Linked DNA regions of Mus musculus: regions 1, 2, 3 and 5 are each linked to region 4. Evidence: chromatin loops called from intact Hi-C (ENCODE). Cell type or tissue: left cerebral cortex. All regions are shown on one strand.

What was found. Hi-C counts contacts between places; a loop is a spot of excess contacts. Peaks named below come from ENCODE experiments on the same cell type or tissue, not always from the same donor. Only the 100,000 strongest peaks of a DNase experiment are listed, where the experiment ranks them.
Region 1: it touches region 4 in a loop (2.3-fold over the local background); 4 of 42 quality-filtered maps call a loop at or near these places.
Region 2: it touches region 4 in a loop (3-fold over the local background); 4 of 42 quality-filtered maps call a loop at or near these places.
Region 3: a loop joins it to region 4, with 3 times the contacts of the local background. A loop is called at or near these places in 5 of 42 quality-filtered maps.
Region 5: a loop joins it to region 4, with 2.8 times the contacts of the local background. A loop is called at or near these places in 11 of 42 quality-filtered maps.

Annotation. Positions count from the first base shown.
Region 1 is chr1:168,320,619-168,325,618 of GRCm38, forward strand. The region is part of intron 2 of Pbx1 (pre B cell leukemia homeobox 1); the gene reads right to left. Among named protein-coding and RNA genes, the nearest start is that of Gm51671, 23 kb to the right of the region's middle. In left cerebral cortex, a CTCF peak has its summit at 2,483 (motif pointing left); a DNase peak (open chromatin) is centred at 2,468; H3K27ac peaks cover 89 bases.
Region 2 is chr1:169,456,752-169,461,751 of GRCm38, forward strand. No RefSeq gene overlaps it. Among named protein-coding and RNA genes, the nearest start is that of Gm34535, 3.7 kb to the right of the region's middle. In left cerebral cortex, a CTCF peak has its summit at 2,830 (motif pointing left); DNase peaks (open chromatin) are centred at 2,452 and 2,815.
Region 3 is chr1:168,674,711-168,679,710 of GRCm38, forward strand. Gm34320 (a long non-coding RNA gene) reads right to left here. Exons shown (of 5, transcript XR_373691.2): 3 at 3,033-3,141. Among named protein-coding and RNA genes, the nearest start is that of Gm34320, 54 kb to the right of the region's middle. In left cerebral cortex, no CTCF peak of the experiment used is centred here; DNase peaks (open chromatin) are centred at 1,913 and 2,248; H3K4me3 peaks cover 1,086 bases; H3K27ac peaks cover 884 bases.
Region 4 is chr1:168,422,770-168,427,769 of GRCm38, forward strand. The region is part of intron 2 of Pbx1 (pre B cell leukemia homeobox 1); the gene reads right to left. Among named protein-coding and RNA genes, the nearest start is that of Pbx1, 6.9 kb to the right of the region's middle. In left cerebral cortex, no CTCF peak of the experiment used is centred here; DNase peaks (open chromatin) are centred at 865, 2,766, 3,731, 4,242 and 2 more places; H3K4me3 peaks cover 4,081 bases; H3K27ac peaks cover 4,058 bases.
Region 5 is chr1:168,373,646-168,378,645 of GRCm38, forward strand. The region is part of intron 2 of Pbx1 (pre B cell leukemia homeobox 1); the gene reads right to left. It overlaps Gm51671 (a long non-coding RNA gene), which reads left to right. Exons shown (of 2, transcript XR_003948152.1): 2 at 1-5,000. Among named protein-coding and RNA genes, the nearest start is that of Gm51671, 30 kb to the left of the region's middle. In left cerebral cortex, a CTCF peak has its summit at 2,916 (motif pointing right); DNase peaks (open chromatin) are centred at 1,715 and 2,931; H3K27ac peaks cover 1,364 bases.

The DNA of each region.
Region 1 (5,000 bases), 100 kb before region 4:
TTACCTGACCCTGCTCATCCTTACCCTCCACCAGCCACCTCCCTATGAAACCAACCCTAGTTATCTATCCTGCTTTGTAAGCCACTGCTCCAGTTTCTGAAGCATCACTGCACCTTTTAAGGCATGCCATGCCATTAGCAACTTCATTGAATATTATCTATGGTTTATGGATTTTAGTATTTAAAAACTGGGAACTTGGGACTGGGGAGTAAGCTCTGTAGGTAAGAGTATTTGCTGTGCAAGTGTAGGGACCTGGGTTCCAACATCTTGCACCCACATAAAAGCCAGACATGGCCACAAGGGCCTATAACCCCAACATTAAAAGGTAGAGATATGTACCCCCTAGGAGCTCCTTGACCAGCCAATCTTGCCAAAACCACAAGCTTCTGGTTCAGTAGGAGACCCTCACTCAAGGTAACAAGGCAGAGAATGACAGAAGAAGACAATGGATGTCTTCCTTTAACCTCTTGTGTGCATCCCCCCCCACACACACACACAAATACACAAAAGAGGGTGGGGGGGGAGAGAACAAAATAAAAAATCAGAACCTTGCCGAAGGCAAAAATCAGTTCTTTTTTTTTTTTTTTTTTTTGAGTAGACAGCACCTTCAACACATCATCTGGTGGTATAGATAAAAGCGCTCTGTAAATTCTAAAGCAATTTATGCATGGAAGATATCCTGACCTGTCAGAACCATGAGGATGTGGCTGTAAGTCATGCTGAGACCTTAGCGTTACTCCCAGTTGGGAAAGAAATGGAAACTAGGGCAAGAATCTAAACTGAATCATCAAAGTGGACGAGAGTGATCAGAAGCTCCCGCAAAGGTGGCTGTCTCAGTTGTACTATGCAAAAATAAAAACATCCAAATTTTATGTGCTTCTGGGTTGAAAGCGCCATGGTGAACAGCCTGACCATTTATAGACAGCCCCCCAGCCCTGTGCTTAGAATCAGGGTTTACACTTTAAGGAAAGGAATTCTTGATAGCTGGGGAGTGAAAAAGTTGGGTTCGCCAAAGAATAAGGCACCCAACAGCAACAGCATCACTTAACTAGCAAGTTTGGATGCAGGCTTTTGAACCGGGCTATCCCACTCCTGAAGCCTTCCTCTTAAACACATCAATATACTCCATTTGAAGAGTTGGTATCTTAGGCCCAGAAGGCTTTATTCTCTTCCATTTCTGTAGGTTAAATGGGTTTATACTCTATCAGGTGAAATTCCTAGGTCATAGATCTGATGATGCCATTTGTCATTCAAGGATGAAGACGGAAAGGCTCCATCACACCAGCTGTTTGACATTAGGTTACATAGGTTAGTTAATTAGGTTAATGTAATGACATTATATTAGACTCCAAGCCTCAGTTTCCCTACCTTCAATGAGATGAAATACATTTCTCTTGCGACTCCCACAGGGTTGCTTTGACAGTTGCTTAGGTATATACACATAGAAGTATTTGGTAAACTATAAATCCCTACGCTAAAGGAAGGGCCGTTTACATTGGTACCGTGAAATCATAGCATCATTCTGTCAAGTTAAGGATCCTTTCTTGTGGGATGGACTGTGGTCCCTTTTCTAAACAATTTCCAATCTATTATCTCTCTGTCTCCATGAGGCCAGGCCGCTTCACTTCCAGGACCAAGCAGACCGAGATTGGGAAGTTTTTCTCCATTGTTCTCTTATTGGCTGTGGTTTTTGCCCTTCTGAAGATAATATGGCAAACTGCATGGCTGGCCAGCTGTGGTAGGATCTGTAAAAATGGCTGCCTGTTTATTATTTGGCAACAAGTTCTTCATGGTACTTAGTGGTCTGGAATTGATTTCTCTGCCATTTAGTTTTCCCAAGGCTTCCATGCCTCTTCGCTTTCAACGTGGATCCCTAGGCTGTCCCTTCCTGGAAAATGGGCGTTGGTGAAAATTACCAACAACTGGGTTTGACTTTCCAAACTAGCAATGGAATGGTGACCTTGGCGTAGAGAACCAAAGAAAATGACAGGGACACCTAAACTCTTGAGTAGAACTACAGGACAGACCAAAGATGCCACAGCTCTTTAGCCTGGTGCCAATTAACCTCCCTCCACCTTGTTCCTGTAAATCATGCCTCCGACGTAGCCAGACTTGGTGCCAGACAATGCAGGTACAGGAATCACTTTCCTCAAAACACAAGCAATGCCATCTCCTATGAAGTTAGAATGAACACTTGAGGCAGAGACATGAAAACGACTGTTGCATAAGGGGACAAACAAACCCTTAGCCACGAGAGAAAGTCAACTCGATGGGGAAACGGAGTCATATTTGGAACTACACAAACTTGTGTCTTGTGTCCAGCATATTCCATTTCTTTTCCCTACCATGTAAAACACTGGAAGCTACTCCCAGGGACCCTCTGTGTTCCCCTACAATGAAAAACAAATAACACTGGGTTTTGGGGATCCACAGGTCTCCCCACTGGTCCATGCAAACCATAATCCTGCTGCTCTGCCCCCTAGTGGCTCAATGTGGTACATGCTGATATCTGTAAGGAATGACTCACTGGGCAAGTTCCTCCCAGTTTGGAGATTTACACAGGAAAATAAAGTTTTCTTTACTGATTTTATGATATAAAAATACAAGCAGAGTCATAGTTGCATGTATAAAGAAACTTTATAATATCACTATCTCTCAAAAAAAAAAAAGGAAAAAAAAAAGAAAAAGAAGGCAGAGGTTGATCTGAGAAAAATGGGGAGAAATGGAGACTCTAGACTGGGGAACCTGGGTGCTTTCAGCTTCCCCCTAGCCTCTGAAGGACAGCCATGATTATTCCCTGCAGCCCAACACTGTTCCAACATTCCAAGGCTAACTCTTTGAAGACACCCAGTCTCTGGGCAATGTTTCTTTGTTTCCTTTTCCTTTCTTTTCTTTTTCTTTTTAAGCTTATTCTGAAACACATCATAGACCCCGTCCTGTCTGAGTAGGACACATGCAATGCTGGCTGGTGCTCACAGGGTTTACTGTAATCCCTCCAAGAAGGGCTCCGGATAAGCCCTATGCGCGTGCCCACCCACTCCTGCGTGAGGCCAAGGATCCAGTGCTGACTTTGGGGGACTGATAACAACGGTTGCATTGTGACAGACAGAAGGACAAAAGAACGAAGAGGGAAAAAAAAGAGGGGAAAATGATAAACGACAGGAAGAAAGGGGTGACATTTTACCCTTGTCTCTGAAGTGGCTGCAGATTTACCAGCTGAGTTCCAAAAGGAAGAATTAGGGGCAGTCCCAAGGCCAAAGATGATATGACTAAGGCCGCTCCCAGTAAAGAGTGACTACAGAAATCTCCAAGCACTGACATGTGCATACACATGAGTGACCACACTTCACAGGAGATGCACAAACATAGCCCTGCACAGTCAAGAGTGTGTCAGACCTAGGTTTGAGCCGTGGAGGCAAAGACCTTTTCATAAACACGTTTAAGCAAGAAAAGCATGTAGAATGACCACGGTTCAAGAAGAAAGGAGAGAAAATCCGACAGAAATTCCTAATACCTTAGAACGAAGACTAAACCTCAATACAGACACTAAAATTCTCAGCTTTGCCATTAAAGCAGGGCCTAAATTATTGATCTCTTGCCTCTATCAGCATAACACTCACGTCCCAGTATCAAGATCTAAGTACACTGCAGTCCCTCTGCTGCAGACACTGAAATAATTAGGAGAAATTCTCATTAAAGGAGAGTAAAAGGTTCAGAGACAGAGGCAGAGCAGAGGGTCTGGGAGATTGTTTAATGTCTTCCAAAGGGCCTGAAGATTACTAGGATCAAATCCCTGAGCAGTGCCCGTAGATGACAGCTTATCAAAGAGGACCGGTACAAATAAAATACACACAGTGACCCTCTCTGGTATGTTTACATCCGTGGGTATCTGTGTAGAGTCACACTCACGCTGCAGGAAATCAATGGCTGTGACTGTACTTGCAGATGGACATTGGGGCTGAGGATAGCATGTCACAGGGGACAGGGGAGAGGAAGGGAGGGGAGGGGGAAATCCAAAATGTATGGAAAATAAGTCAAAAGAAACAAGTGAATGATGGCAAACCCACTACAAACTTTTCAATTTAATTTATTTCTCCTTTCAAAGCTCAAGGGGAGACCAGGGAGACTGAGCAGTGATGGGGGTACACAGGCAAGCAGGCAGGCACTTTCCCATGGGCTGGCAGAGAAGTCAGGGTAACAGACACCAATAAGCAAGCCACCCCACTGTCACAGGAACTGACTTCAAGTGGCACAGTCTCCTATTGATTTGAAGGTAGTCAGCCAGCTTTGCCTACCCTCCCCCCACCAATTAAAAAAAAAATCAGTCTTCTACACATGTTCCCAGAAATGGCCTAGACTTAGAGACCGAGGGAAGCACGGCCAACAGCTCGTGGAGAGAAGGGGTTACCACAAGGAAAATGAAGAGGCAGGGTGAAAAGTGTGGGGATAATGTATGCCTCCTGCTCAGCTTCATGCAGGCTCAGATACCTGCAGAGAAGTGGGCACACACAGGCGCATACACACACACACACACACACACGCACACACACGGACACACACGCACACACACGGACACACACAGGGACACACACGGACACACACCCAGGCACATGCGCACACACACACACACACACACACACACACACACACACACACACACACACACTCAGGCACGGACACATACAATGTTAGCCAATATTTAATGTCAACATGCAGTAATTTGGAAGAAAAATTCCATCTCACACAGCTAATCAGAATTGTTAGAGAAACCATTACCACAAACACTGGGAACATCTGAAATTGATTATTTTTACTTCATTTCGTTAATGAAATCCTCCAGCAACCAAAAACTAACCCTGAACAAATTTCTACATAATGAAAGGAGGGGAAATGAGTGAGTTCTCTTTTTAAAAAAAAAGGAAGAGAAAAAAGGGGACTCTCTTCATATTTGGTACACACGCGTTTACATGTATATGTTCCTTTACGGTTTCTCTCAGTGT
Region 2 (5,000 bases), 1.0 Mb after region 4:
ACTGATGCCCCATCTACCTCTAAAGCCCGCTCCTCACTCGTCTCCCCTCCAACTCCCAGGACGTTGCATAGAGAAGTACACTGGCCTCTTCCTTTTAGCTCTGGGTCCCACCTCCCAGATGATCAACAGTAATCATAAATGGTTTCTGTGGTCCTCACTATTTAGACCTCCTGCGAGACAGGCAGAGCCAGCATTTCTATTTTACAAATAAGAAAACAAAGCTCACGTGTGGTTAAATTGCTCATAAAACATGCCTACCGATAGAAAGTGATAGGAGCCTGGCTGGGTCCCAGCTCTTGTCTGTGTCCTGTGTGTTCTCTAGTACCCTGTGTTCCCCCTACAGAGCATTGCTGAGTGGACAGCTGTCTAAGATATGGATACAATACTTCTCAAAATACCTCCCAAAGCCAGGTAGCTCATCCCTGTAGCCTCAGTATTTGGGAGGCTGAGGCAGGAGGATTTTCATGAGCGTGGGGTAACATGTGCTACAAAGGGTCAGATCATCAAGAGCTACAGGCTCAAATCTTTTCTCAAAAAAAGAAGAAGAAGAAGAAGAAGAAGAAGAAGAAGAAGAAGAAGAAGAAGAAGAAGAAGAAGAAGAAGAAGAAGAAGAAGAAGAAAGAATCCTCCAGGTGTTAATTTCCTATAACTTCCCCCTTGTTATTTCTGCCAGTCTACTACTACAGAGTAATGCTTTTGGGTAAATGCAGCTTTCCCCCCAGGCATTCAGTTTAAGCTCTAAATATCCTAGGATATGGTTGGCACCTCTGAGGACCCCATAATAAATGTAACTAACTTAAACTCTGAAACCTAAAACACCTAGCTTATTCATATAAAGCCCTTTAATGTTGGTGTGAGTATGTACAGTTGCATTTAGTTGCATACACGTGTACATGTATGCATGCATGTACATTTGGAGGCCATAAGACAGACTCAGCTGTCCTTTCTCAAGTGCTATCTACTTCTATGTGTGTGGGGGGGTGGTGGCATAATCTCCCCCATAGGCATGGGAAATATCTGTCTTTCTCTCCCTGGCAATAGACTGTCACAACTAAGCAATTATGCCCAGGCCATTTCAACCTGTGTTCTGGTGGACCAAAGTTAGGACATTGTTCTTTCAAGTCAATCACTTTGCCAGCTTTAGATATTATACAGACTAGATCTTGGTCTATATAAATGGGAGTGTTAGATACATGGCAGAGTTACTGTAAAGAATTTTAAGAATATACATAAAATACTGGATACACACACACACACATATATATGTATATATATAATCAATAAGTCACACAAGTTTTAAAATATAAAGTTAAATGTGATATGGGAGGCTGAGAGTTCCTATTAAATTGTTCTGCCATTCAATAACTCTATAGGTAGAAGAATAGCTGCTCTGTTAATTAATTTTCATATTTATGAAACATTGTCATTATATTATCAACACTACCCTCACAAACAAACACAATAATGCACTATAAGTTGTTCCCAGAGCAAGTAATAATAATAAAAAAAAAAACCCAGCTAGATGATAGGTTCAGTTGTCACATCACTTCTGCCATAGGATGAGCCCCAGGCGTTCCCCTGTCCAGTATCTCTTGTTCCTTCTAAACAGCAGCATCATATGCTGATGGGATGTCTTCCCGATAAAATGGACCAAGATATCAGGAAAAGGAGAGCACTGAAGATGGAAAGAGAGGGGGTGGGGTAGCATTCAAGAGGTCACAGAAACCAAGTCTGTCGCTTCCACAATGAGGTACCCAGAGGATACCCTCCCAATTAGGAGGCCCACTCCTGGAAAGGTGGCCATTGCTCTCTGTCCTCCTTGAGACACTACACTAGCTCCCTTTGCCTCACCAAAAAGTACCCCTCCCTGCTCCTCAACACCCACATCCATCATGGACCAAGTCTCTTCCCACCATTTATTGACACTCATTTTCCCGTTCCCCATGTGTGCAAACGCAGTGTGGCCTTTCTGGCAAGTGGAAAGAGAAGAGGAATGTGCCGGGGCACCCTCATGCCAAGTGCTAGAATGCCCAGTACTGTGTATCACTGCACGTAATGACTTGAGAGAGAAAGAGACAGACAGACAGACAGACAGACAGACAGAAAGACAACAGATCATCTCAGGCAGAGGCAACAGAGAAGCAGCACCCATATACCACCCCCTCTCCCCGTTGCAACCTAAAAAAGGACAATCAGGTTGTCTTCATGTCCAGAGAGCAGAGGTCAGCTCCAGAACGAGGGAGGTCACTGTCGAAAATGGGCTTCAGGACCCAATTATGTCCCTCATGACATTGGTTTGCAGTGCAGAACCAATTTGAAAATGTGGCATGATCAGCAGTTTCGCCCCAGGAGAGTCCAGGACCAGAGGAAAGGGGTGTCATAAATCAAGCCTCAGTTGCCCTGAGTGGGAGCCCCGGGCTGGACTAGGCCAGGCGGCTGTGAGGCAGGATTGAGATGCATTGGCTGAGCTGTGACGGTGACCCCCAGACTGAAATAATTGGGGTTGGGGGAGGTGCATCATGGGTCAGACTAAAGGGTGGTGAGAGAATATAAGGGGTGGGGACTGGGAGGAAGAGCTTTCAAAAGGCCTGCCTAGACAATGACAGGCTCTGGTCAGAGTAATTATCTGCCATGTTCAGAAGTACTGCATTCACTTTTAAAGGACACACATACGCACAAGCCACACAAATACACAGGCACAAAAGGGAGAAAAACCCTCCTGAGAGAAAACAAAGTATGACTACTATACAGCAAAAACAGTAGATCCCAGAGGGAAAGGCGATTGAAACTTAGGAACTTCATTCCAAAGTAAACAGTGCCCTCTAGAGGCACGAGGCTCACATGCAGGTGAAGTCAAACAAAAGAAGTTTCGGCGGAAGTGACCCTCGAGCTTTAGATGGCCTGGAAGGAGGACGATCCCATGCATTTCCTCTTCAGACTGAGTATCCATCATCCTTTCCCCAAGGCAGGTTTACTCCAGTGACTGTGAGGATGCCTTTAGCTGAACACACTTGCCAATGGACTGCTGTGTCATGGGAAGTTTCATTTATAAAATTGAGTGTATGTGTGTGTCTGTGTGTGTGTATATATATATATATTTATATATGTATATATATATATGTATGTATGTATGTATGCAGAGAGAGAGAGACTTCAGGATACTTTGTAGCGTAAATATTTTTGAAGCCTATATTATGACATATTCTGTCAATTTCCTCAATAAATCTAAATTCAAAATTGATCTCACAAGTGCCAGGCCAAGTGATAAAAGGCTAATAGGAGACCATTAAAGGCAGAGTTCATTGAGTTCCCACCATGAATCTCTCCAGAAGCAGAGTCTACTCTGGTCTCCCTTTCCAGGCTTCTAGTTAGACGTTTACCACACATCTCAGCCACTTCCTTACCAATGCCTCCCTCTCTCCTCCCTTTTACACAGCTGTCCCTATTGGGGAAAAGAAATCCTAGCTTCAAATAACCAGATGCAACCTCAAATTGAAACCCACTGGCATCAGGCCACATGCACAGTGATCTGAGATTCCATTGTGTTGTCACATCATGGCTGACAGTGACCTTCTCATTTGGCTGGTGGAAGGAGCCATCAACGTAGTCATGGGAGATATCCAAGTTGGTGTCCAACAACAACAAAAAAAAAGTGTCTCTTCCTTCCCTTCTATAGAGAAATAGCAGAGACTCCAGCCACCAATCTCTTCCTCCTGGGTCCACACTGCATCCCAAATGCCACCAGACAGGTACCCAAGTCATTGTCACCCAGCCACCCATCCCTACTACCACCATCAGCATCTGGTGAAAACAAACTTCTCAGGCATTTAATGTCCCTTTCAGTCCTCGTTCTATTGCACCTTCTAGCTCACTGCCTTCTGGAACATTCTAAGACAGACCATCTGCCTTATGAAGGCTACCTCACCCATTTCTACTCCCCTCTGCAAAATTCAAAATGTCTACCATCTCTCTCTCTGCCAGACTCCAGACTCATCTTTGTTGAGGTCTCTCCAGCTATTCCCAACCTTTGATATCTTGACCAGTTTGGACTCTGGAGAATTGAATCAACTTATTCCTACAGTGTTGGGATTGAGCCCAGGGCACCCAGGAGCACACATGCTGAGAAAGTCCCTTCTACCGCTGCCCAGCCCCTTTTCATGCCTTATTAATTTAAAATTTAAAACTATATAAAGAATGATGCACATCTCTAAGTATGGACATGGAAAGATGACTGCTTCATTGGTGACTTGAGGGAATAAATATAATGTGTATTTTGAGCCACTTTTGTTTTAAAAAAATACACACACACACACATGTGTGTACACATCTATAAACACACAGTTACAATGGACAGGGATGGTCAGGAGTTTCTACTTTTTAAACATTCTATGATTTTGGGATTTTTTAAACATTTTTTCATTCTGTCTGTATATACTTTTTGATTTTAGAAAAACAACATTTTTCAAATAAATCAACAAACATTCACTTGCCAAGTGTTAATCTAATTGCTAGGGGGCCTCTAGGGTGGTCTTGGCTTTCTACAGAATTAATATCTGGGAGAAAAATTCAACAGAAGACTGAGACAGGAATATGCAAAGAGCTATGAACTTAGTCAAATCCAGGGGAACTCGTAGACATAGGATGTCAGCTTTGTTGGAGGCTAAGCAAAAGAAAAAAAAATTTTACTGGAGGACCAGGCAAATGAAAACCACACTAGTGTCTTACTGAGTGCATGCCCACTGAGTGGAAAAGAAAGCACTGGGCACTCTTGGTGGAGGGAAAAGACTCACGATAACAAAGGTGTTGGCCTATCTAGGGAGGAGCAAGCAATTCTGCATGTGTAAACAAGAACATGTAGGAAAAGGAGAGAAAGAAGATGTTAGAGCAGCGGTTCTCAACCTTCCCAATGCTGTGCCCCTTTAATACAATTTCATTGCTACTTCATAACTGTAATTTTGTTACCATTATGAATCCTAATGTAAATATCTGTTTTCCAATGG
Region 3 (5,000 bases), 250 kb after region 4:
TTTTTAGGGAGAATGAAAGAAGTTGCCCGTTTTAAGGCTCTCCTTTAGGAATATAAGCCTATCATGTTTAGATAGGCAATTAGACTTAAAAAAAAATCTGCACTACCTACCCACAGGGCATTGAAAAGTGATAGCCCTGGGTGACCCTTGCCAGGTGAATCTTGTTTTCTAGTTTACTGTGTTTAGAATAAAGAATGTGTGTGTGTGTGTGTGTGTGTGTGTGTGTGTGTGTGTGTGTGTGTGTGTGTGTGTGTGTGTGATAAAGTCTTAGCTCATAGAAACTAATAAAATGCATCTATGATTTTTACTTCTAAAACATGCTCTTTGAATCAGCAGTGGACTGATACCAGAATGACCTCTTACCCCAGATACACACAAGCTCAGGTGCTCTGGTATCTATATAAAATGGCTCAGTATTTGCATATAACGTACCCAATTCTCCCATAGAGTATAAATCATCTCTAGATTCCTTATAATACCTAATACAATGTAAATGCTATGTAAATAGTTGTTAGACTGTATTGTTGAGAGAATAATAATGAGAAAAAAAAGTCAGTATTTGCTCAGTACAGATGTAATTATCTTTCAAAGATTTTTTTTTTTCTCCTCTGCAGTTGATTGAACCTGCAGATGAGGTACCGGACAAGCCTTTAAATTGTGGCAGAGAGGAAAACACAATCATGGATGGAGCTATGGAGGAGTGCAGGGCTTGTCTAGATGTTCTGAAATGTCAGTAGCATCCGAAGAGCCTTTCCAAAGTGGAGACTGTCAGTTTCTTTTCCCCGAGTTTCTGAGTCCCAGGGCAGAATTGAGGCCCAAGAATTCAGTCAGCTGATCTGTTGGCTACACTCTCAGCATCGCTGGTCAGGTCTAATGATTACATTTTCCAGGGTAGGAAATAGAGATGGAGAGATGAGCGGTACTTCAGGCCCCATCTCTGCCCCAAAGCTGTTCTGAACAGAGACGAGGGTAGATGCTGCTTTTCCTGCGGCAGGGTGAGACTGGTGCACAGGTACTGCGAGAAGATTGCAAGCGGGTCTCAGGAAGTCACATTCGTTTGTCATTCCCTCCAGAAATCTGTGAGATTATGGTGCAAGAGCGAGTGAGCTGGGATAAAAGGAATCTACCAGGCCTACTGATGTCTGGGGAGGGAGTCACTGAGCTCCCAATCTAACATGGCCGTAGCTGCGTCATCAACAGCAACAGCAACAGATGGAATCCGAATCTCCCTTCTCAGAGCCCCAGGGCTGGCTAGAGCTTTTCCTGTAGGCTCCTCGGAGCAGCTCATTTTTCCTCATTTCTGCACGATGTTGGAACCAATTAGAAAAGTGATACCCACAGCTTGACTACTTTTAAGATTCCATCCATGCAGGAACACGGACAGGGCATCCACTCCTAAACCTCCCACCTGTACATCCCGCCTTATCACCTTTGTGGGTACTCCCTTTGATGTCAATGGACCCTTTCTCCACTGAAAATTAATAAACATTTTGTTTTAGTTACAGCATTGACAAAAAAGACAAACGGAATTCAGTCTTGCTTGATAATTAAATATACATCATCATTATTTCTTCTAATTAAAAAAATTAAATGCAAGCATTTTTCTGGTCCGATCCACTTTTGGTGGGAATCTGTGATGCTTGGGTCTGAGGGTTAATTGTGCCCTGAGAAGTAGCTGGTAATGTCGCTCCTGACTTGGCATTAAAAAGAAAAATAAAGACCTGCATGGTCCCAAGTTGAGACTACCGAGTTTCTCCAGGCAGCCCAGGTGGTCCCTGGTGCAGGTGGATGCTGGAAGTAGGGCGGTGGTAAGGCTCTGACAGTCCCCAGGGTGCTGGGATGCCAGCGGTCAGGTGGTCCCCAAGCTGTACCCTGTGTGCATCAAGGAGGCGCGGCCAGGCTCCCTGGACACCGCACAAACAGAGAGGAGCGCGGCGCAGCTTTCTTTTGCATACAATTACAGTGATGGCATCATTTTTTTTGAAACAAACTGTCCATAAATGTCACTGAAAATCCGGGTCTCCTTTTATTAAAACTGAAAAATGTGTATAAATGTAAATAACGGATGACTGATACAGGGATAAGAACGCCACAGCGGCTGCCGGCGTCTCTCTCTTTCTCTCTTTTTTTTCTCTCCTCCTCATGTAATTTGCATTAATAAAGAGGCTGTTCCTTGTCGGAATGTGTTTCATCCGGTTTAAAATCCCAGGGCGATCCGCTAGGAAGAGCTCTGGGAGAATCCAACTGTCAGAGCCGACAAGACAAATGAATCCCGGTGTCAGGAGCGTGTGGTTCAACGATGACAGATTGAGAAGAACTGTCCCCCTCTCGACAGGCGGGCTTCATTTTCAAATTAATAAATCTGAATAAAATATTTTTCCTTTCATTACGAGCGGAGCCTGTTTGACAGTTGCCGTGACAGGAGGAGTAGCAGTGTTGATGAGAACAGTTTGCATGAATCCCACCTGGGCCTTTTCTGTTTTATTTTTACCTGCAATCTCTTCCCTGTTTGCCTCTCTGCTTACCCCTCCCTCACCTCCCAGTGTCTTCCTTTCCCCTCCCTTCCATTCCTTCCATCTTCACTCCTCATGCATGTTCCTGCCTCCCCCTCCTTGCTTTTCATTCTCCTGTTACTATTTCCACTCGGGAAATTTCTTCTCTCTCTCTCTCTCTCTCTCTCTCTCTCTCTCTCTCTCTCTCTCTCTCTCTCTCTCTCTCTCAAAGCTACCATCCTGACTAGAGAGGTTAGATCATTATTTTTCTTTAAAAAATGCCTACAACTAATTATTTTGAAATGTATAATTTATCTCTGTGTCTGTATGGACCATGGTTACAATCCAAGCCCAGGACAGGGGACACAGTGAAATATCTGTAATTTGTATTTTCTCCTTAGGATATACTCTTCATTATTTTCTCTTTACAAAAATAAATGAATGAATGAATGAATGGATGAATGAATGAATAAGCAAGCAAGCAAACCTTCCAAATTAACATAAAAACATAAAGAAAACCTTTGCCGTTGATTTCCTTACCAATGCTGAAAGAATGAGATCAAGTGCGTCTTAGGGATTGGATGTGCATAGTCACGTCTTAGTGCGCGGGGTGACAGGCTGTTCCTCCTAAATAATTGAGGAGCACTTCCTGGGAAACAATATGTGATCATTAGAGAAATACCATTGAGAGAAGCGACTTCTTGATAATAGAGGAGGCTTTGGTTTTGCATTTGGTAGAGAATCTAATCACAGCAAGTAACTTGCAACAACCCACTTTGCAGTGGAAGATCCACAGAGCTAGACAAAAATCAATCTGACTACAGTACTTAAGTGACTCCTGTATTCCCCACATTAAATACAGAAGTCTCTCTTACCCTTTGAACAAGGAGAAAAGGGAGGGAGGAAAAAAGGAAGGAAGGAAGAATAAGGAAGGAAGGAAGAAGGAAGGGGGAAAGGAGGAAAAGAAGAAAGGAGAAATGGAGGGAAGAAAAGAAGGAAAGCAGGCAGGCAGGCAGGCAGGCAGGCAGGAAGGAAGGAAGGAAGGAAGGAAGGAAGGAAGGAAGGAAGGAAGGAAAGAAGGAAGGAAAGAAGGAAGATAGGGAGGAAGGAAGGAAGATAGGGAGGAAGGAATGAAGGAATTCTGCAAGAAACCCTAGAATAAAATGGTGTGGGCATTACAAGATCCATAATCCAAGGGTCTGGTCTATGTTTCCTATTTGTTGTACTCTACCCATCCTTTGTAGCTCTTGTTTCCTATCCCCACCTCAATGTTCTGACTCTGAAACATGTGCATTACAATTTTCTAGGTCAACTTAATTCCCATCATTTTACATACAATGAGCTTTGTGTACTACCCATGCCCTCACTAGTCTGACAATACAGCCACAAAGATACCAGGCATTTGTGTTTGGGTGCATGGATGTAAAGTCTTAAAGAAGCAGTTAGGAGACTGTGCAGTCCTGAGAAGTCCATCTATCTACTTTGTGTTTTGGAGGGGATGCTTTTTAGCCATTTTAGGTGTGAAATTTTGCTCTAGCCAGTAGATGTAATGCTCACATTTCTTGGATAGGCAAAGCCCACATTACATTTTGATGAATTCTGGAGGTAATTACTCTGATAGAATATCCAGCTACTAACATACCAAAGGAAGACTTCATTGGTAAGATTGGACCAAGCTGCACCATGAGTGTTAAGACTCTCGAAATTCTTACCTGGGTTATTATAGTTCTTTAGCATACATCTCTGTATTTTCAGTTTCCCATATTAATCAGAAATACCATTCCGCTAATATTGTTACTGATAGGCCCCAAACTCAGTTTCATATGAGCTTGATTATAATGTTTAAGTGGTTATTGTGAACATATAAAAATGAAATTAATTTATTATTTCTGATAAATTCACAAATGTAAGCAATACATTCTGAGTACCTTATCTCCCCACCCACTTCCTTCTACCTGCAAGTCTCTATCTTTCTATTTTATATTTTTAGCTTCGGGTTTTATTTTATTCTATTTTTAGCTTCATGAGTCATTGGGTTTAACCGTGGCCACATGCACAGTCTATTCTAAGATTTTATTTTTCACACATTGATTATTTTGAGTTTTACAACAGGTTTGGGAGGCCAGATGAATATTATAGCATTCATGTAAAGAGTTTATAGGAAACTGTTAAGATTAAGTGACTTAGATATAATTATTTGGCTCTCAAATAGAAAAGGGGACATGAAATTTTCCTTACTTTACTTAGCATTACATTTTCACTAATTGATGTCCCCCTGGTCTCATGTGTAGAGAAGTCTTAAGGCAGGAACAGAGAGGACTATTATTAATTCTCCAATGGCTGGGAATTATTGCTCTTGCCTCACTTCCAGCGTACAGTATAATTTATAGCTGCCTCTCAAAATCTTTTTATTTTCACATCCCATCTCTCTTTAAAAAGTTTTGGGTACTATTCAGTGATTAGGAAAGAGTTGTGTCAAGACTATTACTGCCTTAGGCAAATGGTGAT
Region 4 (5,000 bases):
TAAGGGACACACATCCAAGGTAGGTCACAATAGAAGCCAGGGGCCTGTGAGATACCTCTGACAGTAAAGGTGCTCGCAGCTGAGCCTGACACCTGAGTTCGATCCCCAGGGCCTGCATCGTTGAAAGGCGAGAACCAGTTCCTGAAAGTTGTTTTCTAACCTCCACACATCTGTCATGGCACTCCTCCCTCACCTCCCCCACCCTGCACCCTCACAAATAAATACATAAGTATAACTAAAATAAAATGTTTTTAAAGGTGCCAGAGCTCTACTTTAAAAATTCCCATGATTTTGTGTTTACGTATGGCCAATATCTAGGTTTGGGTTTGTTTACTGGTTCAGGGGTATTTTTGTAATTTTGCCAAGAATGAGAGAACATTTTTGGATATCAACAGAACACAGAGGCAAAGCCTTTAAAAGGCCGAGCCCGGGCTGGGAGCTGAGTCCCGGAATCTCCAGTTGATCTCAGCCCCTCCGGAACTACTCACAGCCCCTAGTCTGCACCTCAGGCACTTCTAGGTCTAATGTTCTCCCTTGCACACGGCCTCTTGCAGAGTCTCCACGCAAACTGTCTCTCAAGTTCTATCCAGGTGAGGAAACAAATAACACACTATTGCCCTCGATCTCTTTTGAGACGCTACGAGCAAATCATACGCTACCCCTCTTCACACTTCTTGGGAGCTCATCTGTCTGGAAACCCACTTTCAAGGAATGGAAAGGCACTGAAATGCCTGGAGACAAGACATGACTTCCCTCCAGTCCACCCGACACCCTCTCAGAGTCACACACACACATACAGCCCGACACTCTCTCAGAGTCACACTGATGGTCTACAGCACGTGTGCCTCACTTGGAAAGCCAGTATCTCGTGAGGGAGGGATGGTTGCTGCTCCTTCCTCTCCTTAGCCCATTCTCCCTGGCATGCAGCCTGAAAGGACCAAATTCTCCACTCCTTAGATGTCTTTTCAAAAAAAACAAAAATTAATAAAAGGTTTTGCAGTTGCCAGGCCTTGAAGGCTAGCATCTCCAATACTCCCACCCAGCTCGGAAAGGGACCCGGTCGGAGGCCTTTCCAGACTGTCTACAGCTATTTCAGTCCAGTTCTGCTCAAGGAGCAAGGTCACTTGTGTCTTTTGAAGTCACACACAGCTTCCTTCCACAGTCAGTCCTCTCTCTCTCTCTCTCTCTCTCTCTCTCTCTCTCTCACACACACACACACACACACACACACACACACACACACACACACCTCTCTAGCTCTTCCTGGGGCAGGGAGAGAAGGAAGTGTCCCATCCTATAACTGCTGTGGTAGTGGCATGCAGGATGGAGAAGGGTGGGAGTGAAAAGAGAAATAAGGGGAAGGGTAAAAAGCCAATCGGCAGCACCACGATGGGGGTGTTAATTGGATACAGACAGACAGAGAGACAAAAGAGGATTAAAAAGGGGGGGGATCGGTTTTTAAACCCTCCTCCAATTATTTGATTGAACTCAAGAGCAGATTACACTTGGTATAAACTTAGCTGAGGAGTGCCAGAGAAAGCTATTAGGTGCTAAAATTCAAATTCACTCACAATTGCAGCTTGCTCCCAGGTGTCTCGGACTCCTCTCTTTAGTAAATAAGGCTCTCTTTTCACCTTTCCTGACTTTTAAACTTATGATTTTTTTTTTTTTGGACAGAGAAGTGTAAACATTTTTTAAAAAGAAAAATTTTAAGTATTTATTAAATATTGCAGATCTTTTTTCCTCCTTCAGAAAATCAACATGTTTGACTTTTTTCTCCTATTCTTCAGTCCCAAGAAACCCATTTTCCAGCCCACGTAGACACAGGCAAAATGCAGCCTATCGCTAACATGTAAAAGGACAAGTGACAGTTCTTTAAAAGGAAATTTGATTGTAAATGACCCAAATTCTGTATTTAAAGCAGCTATGGTCCCAGACTGACGATACAGCTGGAAGGCACATCTGTAAAGTTTGTTGCCGTGGCTCTCAACAGGGTCTGCATGAGGCTGAGCGCAAGCTGTAACCTGAATATTTTGTTGGCATTTTATTTTTTACCTTAGCGTTTATATTTTAAAAGCATAAAGTATCAAAATAAACACTTCCCCACACTCAAAAGCAAAACACTCAAGTTCATCTACTTTTCAAAAATCCCAAAGTAATTTCTGACTTAAATACCCATCAATCAACTATAATTCAGTCCGTGCAGCCTGCCTTAGGTATCATGCACGTGTTTTTTGTTTTTGTTTTTTAAATACCAAAAAGGTTGATCAGGCATCTCTGTAAGTTTTCCTATTTACCTCAATCTTCCAACTAAATCAATAAAACCCAAGAAACAAAAGCAGCAGCAAGCCAACACAACACACCACACACACACACACACACACACACACACACACACACACACACACACACACACCCCAGCTCCTGGCCAGAGTACACAGATCTGCTCTACCCTGAATGGCCTCAGCAAGGCCACTTGTTCAGTGCTGTGGGCCTTGATAGTCCCAATAAGAAAAGTTCCAGGACAGCACAGAAGCATGTGACCTGGTCTTTTAGACCACCTTTTTTTTTTTACTAGTTTTGGAAAAAGAGAGGGAAACAGACAGACAGACAGACAGACAGACAGACAGAAACGGGCACTGAAATGAAAGACTTGTGCAACTTTCCAGACACTTTGCATTCATTACCCCAGGGCATCAAAGGCATGAAGATACACAGGCAGCCCAGATCCTGAACACAGAAATCACACGGTTCTTAGTAATAAAAGCTGATTTTAAACACAGTACTGTCTGCTCTACCACTGACACCTCCGTCTGTTCCCTCTCTCCAGCCTCCCAACACTCAACTGGAAGAATAAAAGCGAGTTCCTGCTCCCCCGAGTCAGGAATCCTCTCCATAGAATCTTGTTTTGTACCCCTCTTCACACAGGAACCATCACTAATTACATTACTTCATAAGCTATCCTTTAAGGCATCCTGTATCAATAACACATAAAACTTCAAATAATATTATTTTTAAGACTCCAACCATATTCATATTGACAATAATTTAAAAAAACAACAACAACAACCAACAAACAGATTAATATCTTCCAACCATAAGAACATCATTTTGGCCAATTCGACAATTTCTCCCCACTTCCACCCCACCCCCGGCACCGTAGCCAATATTAATCATGGGCGAAGTCTTCACTGCGCACCTGAATCGGACCTCTTTTCACAGCCACCCACTTTGATCTACACTACCTCAGCAGGTTTTAATTAGGAGATGAGAATTGAACACTTGGGCCATGATGTACAAGTCGGTGACCTCAGTGGTACCCTTCCCAATAAAAATACAGAATACAGTATCTTTAAAGAGAAACTCTCCTTCTGTCCCTTTAGTTCCGATTCCTTCTTATTGTGACTCTACATTTCATGAACCGAGATTAGAAAACAAAACAAAACTCCAACTTGATGAGAAACAAAACCCGCCATTCAAAGTGAATAACCACAGAAGACTTCAAACGAGAAGGAAAATTAGGAGAGAAGGAGACACATAGGCACACGAGCCCCCGGCTTCCTTCTCTGAGCTAATAGAAAGAAGGAAAGAAAGAAAATAACAAGACAAAATAACAAGAAAAACCTAAGAGGCACACTGAGGAAGAGCTCCTTTGATATCGGTATGCACAATCAATACATCTCTCAAAAGGCGCCTCTCATGGCTAAAACGACGCAATTATCAGCTCTGCAATAAGGTTAGGTCCTGGCACAGGCACCTGGATGATTCAGAGGTCTGGGAAGCCTGTCTCAGGTGCTTTGTCTGCGTGTTCCATCCCCTACAAGCACCATCCAACAAAGGAACTATTTACTAATTTCACAGACATTTGAAAGACCTGAGTAATTGCATATTCAATCAACAGTGACCCCTTGAAAAGATTCTTTTTTTTCTTAACAGAGAAATCCAGAGAGACATTTAGAGAGACCTTTAAAAGGAGAGACGTAAGGAAAGCCACCTTCCGCAGCCTCCCCCCTTCCCATGTGTAACTATCAATGTATATCAACCGAGCATGCAATCATATCTATTGTCACTTTCATTTATGTCATGCCCTTGCTTATATGGTTTAGATATGAATTATTGACTGTTATACACCTTGTTGTAAAAAATAAATAAATATACGGGATGGCAGGTACTTTGCCCGGCTTTAAAGTGGGCGAGAAAGTCAGAGACCAGCAGCCGCTCCCTGTCTGCATGCACCCCCCCAGTCCCTCTTTATGCCCTGGCGTTAGATCGCCTTCCCCACCCTTTCTTCTTACAAGGGAGCGATTTAACCCACTTTGGAAAATTAAGGACCAAGATAAAGAAACAAGAGGACAGTTGCTAAGTGGCCTTTCTCCGCACATCTGTTGTTTAAGAACACCTCTGATTGATGACTGCGATTTTTTAATTGTTGCTTTAAAATTTAAATGCCCTCCTGGGATGTGTTATAAGTGTGTTAGTCTATGATATGAGGCTCAGAAAGTAGCAAAACAAGAGAGGGAATGATCTCTGGATAACATAGTGCCCTAAATCTAAAGAGGGTCGGTCCCTGCTAGAAAAACCAGAGGCCATTCAAAAGCCCGTTCACCTAATATTGAATTGGACATTCCACAAAGGTATTCCAAGACACTCTTTTGAGAACCTCAAGTTGGTGACTCTGTGTAAATACAAAGAACAAAGTGGCCAAAAAAGAAAGGAAACAACAGCTTAGCTCTTACTCCCCTGCCCAACAGCAGGGGTGAGAGATGGGGGTCAGTCATTGTAGACAAAAATCTATTTCTTCAGGAAATGGATTTTTACATTTGTATTTTTCCCCCAAAGGCATATCATTCTATAAATTTCCCGTCCAAACCTCTGCCTTAGCCCCAATTTCAAAAAGAGTTGGGGCCAGATTTAAAGACAACATACTGCTTGAAAGCGGCTGTCAAAGCTGTTTCCCTTTAGAGAAAGCAGCCATGGACTTCCCTGGTAGCGCTTGCATT
Region 5 (5,000 bases), 49 kb before region 4:
CTCAAGCTGGTAGGCAAGGCAATGGGACAGGAGGAAGAGATGAATATAAATCCACAGTGATGCCTGGATACAAAGTCACACAGACAAAAGGCTAATTAGTTAGTAGGGTTACTTGTAAATTGATGGAATGCCCTAGTGTTTGAAAGCATGCAAAACTCAGAACTCAGGAGAACGACCCTGACAAAGAATAGCCTCAAAGCAGCACCTCTGGGACACCCTCTTCAAATAAACACAGTGGGTCTGCGCAGTGTGGCTTTTTACACTGGGTGTTTTAGAAAGAGTTCAATGCAGCTGTTTGCCTAAGGCAACAATGCGTTTTCTTATTCCACAAGCTCTGACTTTAGAAATGAAACAAAAAGTAAACTTTAACAGTGTCCCTGTAACGATGGCCACAAATTCAACATCTGTAAACAGATAGTGATATTCTATTTAAGTTGGGTTTTTTGTAAGGCTGGTTCTCATCTTGCTGAGAAGGAGAAGTGGCCCTACATCTCTGAGTCATGGTAGTGGTTCAACCTGCCCAGCTTTACTTGTTTGGAGCCTACTGCTCTCTCCCCGCTGTCCACCCTCATCCTGCCCTGCTCTGAACCCAGCACACGGAAGGATGATGGAGATGATCCAGAATGCAATTACTGATGGAGAAGATGATCTTAGTCTACCTCATGGATTGGGAGCGGCAGCTAAACAGGACAATTTTGAAGTGACCTGCAGGCTGGTGGGAAAATAGCTCAGTGGGTCAAAGTACTTGCTATGTCAACCTGACCATCTGTATTTGATTCCTGGATCCCACTATGGAAGGAGAGAATTGATTTCTAAAGGCTATCTACGAATCTCCACATATGCCATATGTCCTGTGGCATGTACACACCTGCACACGCACACACACACACACACACGTATGTTTTATAAAATGACCTGGCTACATGTGGTGATTGTTGCCTATAATCCCAGCACTCAGATAATACAGGAGATGATGGATATTTCTTTCTGAGTTCAAGGCCAGCCTAGTCTACATAATGAGTTCCAGGCCAGTCAAGGGTATACAGTGAGAACCTGACTCAAGAAAGAAGGGGAGAGGCTTGTCACTTATAAATGGATGCATGGGGGGAAGCTTAAAACCAATGTCTGTGGAGTAGGAGGGAAAGATTCGAACACAGAACAAGCCAAACAGCCCCAGTGCTACAGAGCTCTCACAGAGGCATCCCAGGTCCCAACAATATGACTTTTCCAATTGAGAAAACTCCCTTGCCCTACTTTGGGATCCCAGGTAAGAATGTTTGGTTTTGTTTTAACACAGAACAGCTATCATATCCATAGAACAGCTTCCAGTAGTCCTTTTGCTTATAGGAATGACATGGGCCAAGAATGGGCACCTAAGTGCCTCTCCAGAGGGAGGGCATGGCTTACATGAGAATAGGAAGGGATGTGTCATACACAGGAAGTGACCTGTTCTTTCCACAAAAGGGAGAGCCGAGAATTCATACCAAGGATGAACACTGAATACAGTCCATGTGTCAGGAGCCTCACAAACTGCCACCGCCTTGTCGCCTGGAACACTGTCCTCTGATTCTCCACACTCACTCCCCCAAGAGCCGAATAACCAGTAAGCTGCTGCCCAAAAGATATTGTAAATAGCTCTGAGAGAGTACAGTTCAGGCAGCTTCCAATTAGCTCTCACTTAACAGTCGTTTTCTCCCTGCCAAGTTTGTGCAGTGAGAGCCCCAAGCCCCCGCCTGCTGTTTGGCTCTGGGTTTGGGAACACGGGAGTCATGATGGTGATTGGGCCGCTAGAAGTCAACACGTGTGCATATGTACGAAGCCAGGGAGAGAGTTAAAACGTGCTTTGGGGGGAGGTCAGTACCAAGCACAGTCTGGCGGTAAGACCAAAAGCTATGCAGAGTGCCAGGGATCCACCTCTTTCTCTAGCTCTGGCCTACCCCTAACTTAGCCAGCTTCCATTTAATTATGCCTGGTCATTTTACCCTTTACCTACCCTCCATCCTGCTCGGTACCTCTCCATCTGAATCTCAGTGGAGATATCTAGGAGCTAAAGACAAACCAATGGCCAATTAAAAGGTAAGTGCCTTGTGTTAAAAGCCAGGCCATTCAATATTCATAACTAGGTAGCTTTCGATATGGATGAAGGACAATACAATCTATAGTCAAGGCTAATCGGGGCACCTCGTTTTGTAACATAACCAAACACCTATTCAGCTGACGGGTGGGAACCACCTGCTCTCTCCTCAGCAGACTTCGGCACTTTATAAATATTAGAGATGTAAAAGACCAAAGAGTTGTTAATGTGTTTATTTCCTTATAATGAATTCTTCAGGCAACGGAGAGGATCACCGAAGCAGAGCTTAGTTAAAAACCCCAGCTGAATTTGGCAGCCCTACTGTTCTTTGGAGCAGCATCTAAGTAGTACTGCAGGAGAGAGCGTAAAGATTGTTCACTTGGGTATAATTTTTTTGAGAAAAGAGAAAGTGAAGATTTATCTCCCACTCTTACATTTCTTTTTCCAAATTATAAGATCATCAGATTCGGCACTAGACCTATAGAACGAAAGAGAAACGAGAGAGGGAAAAAATGCGCAGTAAGGCGGTAAGGCCGGACACAGTTCTTTTCAAGGTTGAAGCACATGAACCTACTCAGCCCGTAGGGTTTCTCCTGCCAGCAACGGGATTACTGTCTCTAGAACAGTCAACTTTACAGTCTGTTCTTAGAACCCATAAGTAGTGCTTTTAAATGTTGGTTAATAATGTGCTCGACTCTATTTATGGGGGAGGGGTGTTTAATCTTTCTCAAAGAGTTAAGACAAGGTCACTTTATAAATGGACAGCAACGACAGGAAGTGATTACAGCTCACCTAGCACAGGGCTTCCAGAGAACAATCAAATCAAGATTCCTGCTCCCAGAAAGGGCTCTGTCCACTGGGAGGCAGCAAAGGCTGCCAGAAAGAGAAATGGGCCCGAGCTTGGAGACCTGGGTTCTAGTCCCTGCAAGTATCTTTATCTTAGAATCTTGGCAAGTGTACTGTGGCCAGCCATAGGATTCTGCCTAAAACTTAGGGCAGACAAAAAAAGAAAAAATTAAACAAGAGATGACGAAGCACGTAGGTGGTAAAGATAGAAGCTGTAGGAAGAAGATACACACACATAACAGAAATTTGAACTTTATAACTTTCCCCCAGTGTGAAAGACACCTCTACCACAGATAGTCAATGAGACTAGAACAAAGCAAATACAGTTGCGCATCCACATTTGCAGATTTGGGACTGAATTATCCAGTGTAGAATGAAAATCATGGCTGCCAAATATAGTTTGGGGCTTTTGCTGTTGTTGTTTGTTTGCTTGTCATTGCTTTCTAAATAGCTATTAATATGCAGAACATCACCATTGGGTTTTTTTGCATAATAAAATTCAGATTGAGATTATTTAAAATATATGAGTGATCATATGGTGATATGCAAATACTTATGCCATTATGTAAAAAAGAATTTGGGCATCCTTGGATTGGGTATCGTGGAAAAGTCTGGAGCTCTTGGAATCAGTACTGAGGTATAATGGCACACTAAATACAGTATGCTCCATTCCTGTCCTGTCCTGTCCTGTCCTGTCCTGTCCTGTCCTTTCCTTGGCTTTTAGAAATAGGATCTCTCTGCAAATCCCTGGCTGTTCTGGAACTCACTCTGTAGACCTGGATGGCCTTGAACTCACAGAGCTCTCTGCCTCCTGAGCTCTCGGATTAAAGGGATGCATCATGATCACCGGTTTTTAAAGTATGTTTCTAAGGGTTGTAGTGAAGGAAGATGGTCCTCGGGTCAAATTAATTCTGAAAAACGCTACTACACTATACACACCCTTCTAGCAGATATACAACAGACATTATATTAACACTCAGAAAAGGCTTGTGGTAAAGAAAAGTCGAACTTACAAACTCACTTGACAATGCTCTCTCCTTTCACACAAACAAATAAACACACACACACAAACACACACACACCAAGTAGATGGCATTTAAAGTTATTTATTTGAATGGCAATAATGACTAGTTTTGATTTGGAAAGTTAATGTCATTGAACCGCTGGTCAAGGTCTTGGGGGGCTATAGCATTTTAGCTACAATACCCTCCTTATTCTCTCTGATTAGCAGCAGCACGTGTTTGAGAGGCAGCTGGCTAAGGTGAAAGGTTAATTTCGTGGCCTTGAATCTCAGTCCAGTGAACAGACGCCAATGGGGGCTGGACCTCATCACCTCGTTCTCATTAGCTCTACCCAAGTGAGCTTAGGAGCCGAAGAAAAGAGCCTTAGTCACCATCACAAAGGGAACTGGAACTATATCATCACCAACACAGAACCAGTGGGCTCTACCTCATATGTTGAAGAAGTCACAAAAAAAAATTAATGAAGGTAAACTATTTTATCCTATCAGGAAAGCTGGACTCTTGGGAGGTTTTATAATCAAGGCCTTGGGATCCGGCCTCCAAGAGATCAAGTTCCAAGTTCATCTTTTAACAGCTATACAGTCTCGAATTTAACAGATTACCTACTTGAATCTCAGTCTCAAAACTCTATCAATAACAATAAAGATACCCCATTCCTCAAAGGTTTTGATGAGGATGCAAGGAAACGATGTTTGCCAATGAACTTAGCACTGTGCCTATCCCAGGATAAGAACCAATAACACTCATAATTACCCATTTATTGACCTGTTTACTTATTCATGTATGTAGTTAGTTACTTATTTGGGGGGAGGGCTGGGACCTGGATTTCAGGGCCTTCCGCATGCTTCCCAAAGATTTCTCCCACTGACCTCCACTCTTAGTCTTCTTTCAATTTGGTATTTTGAGACAAGATCTTAACTGAGCTGCTTAGACTAGCCTTTGCTCTGTAACTCAGGTAGTCCTTGAATTCAACAATCCCCCTGCCTCCGCTTCCCAAGTAGCAAGGATTATCAGTCTGTGTACCAGGACTGACTATATTGCTATATTTAAAGGAACCG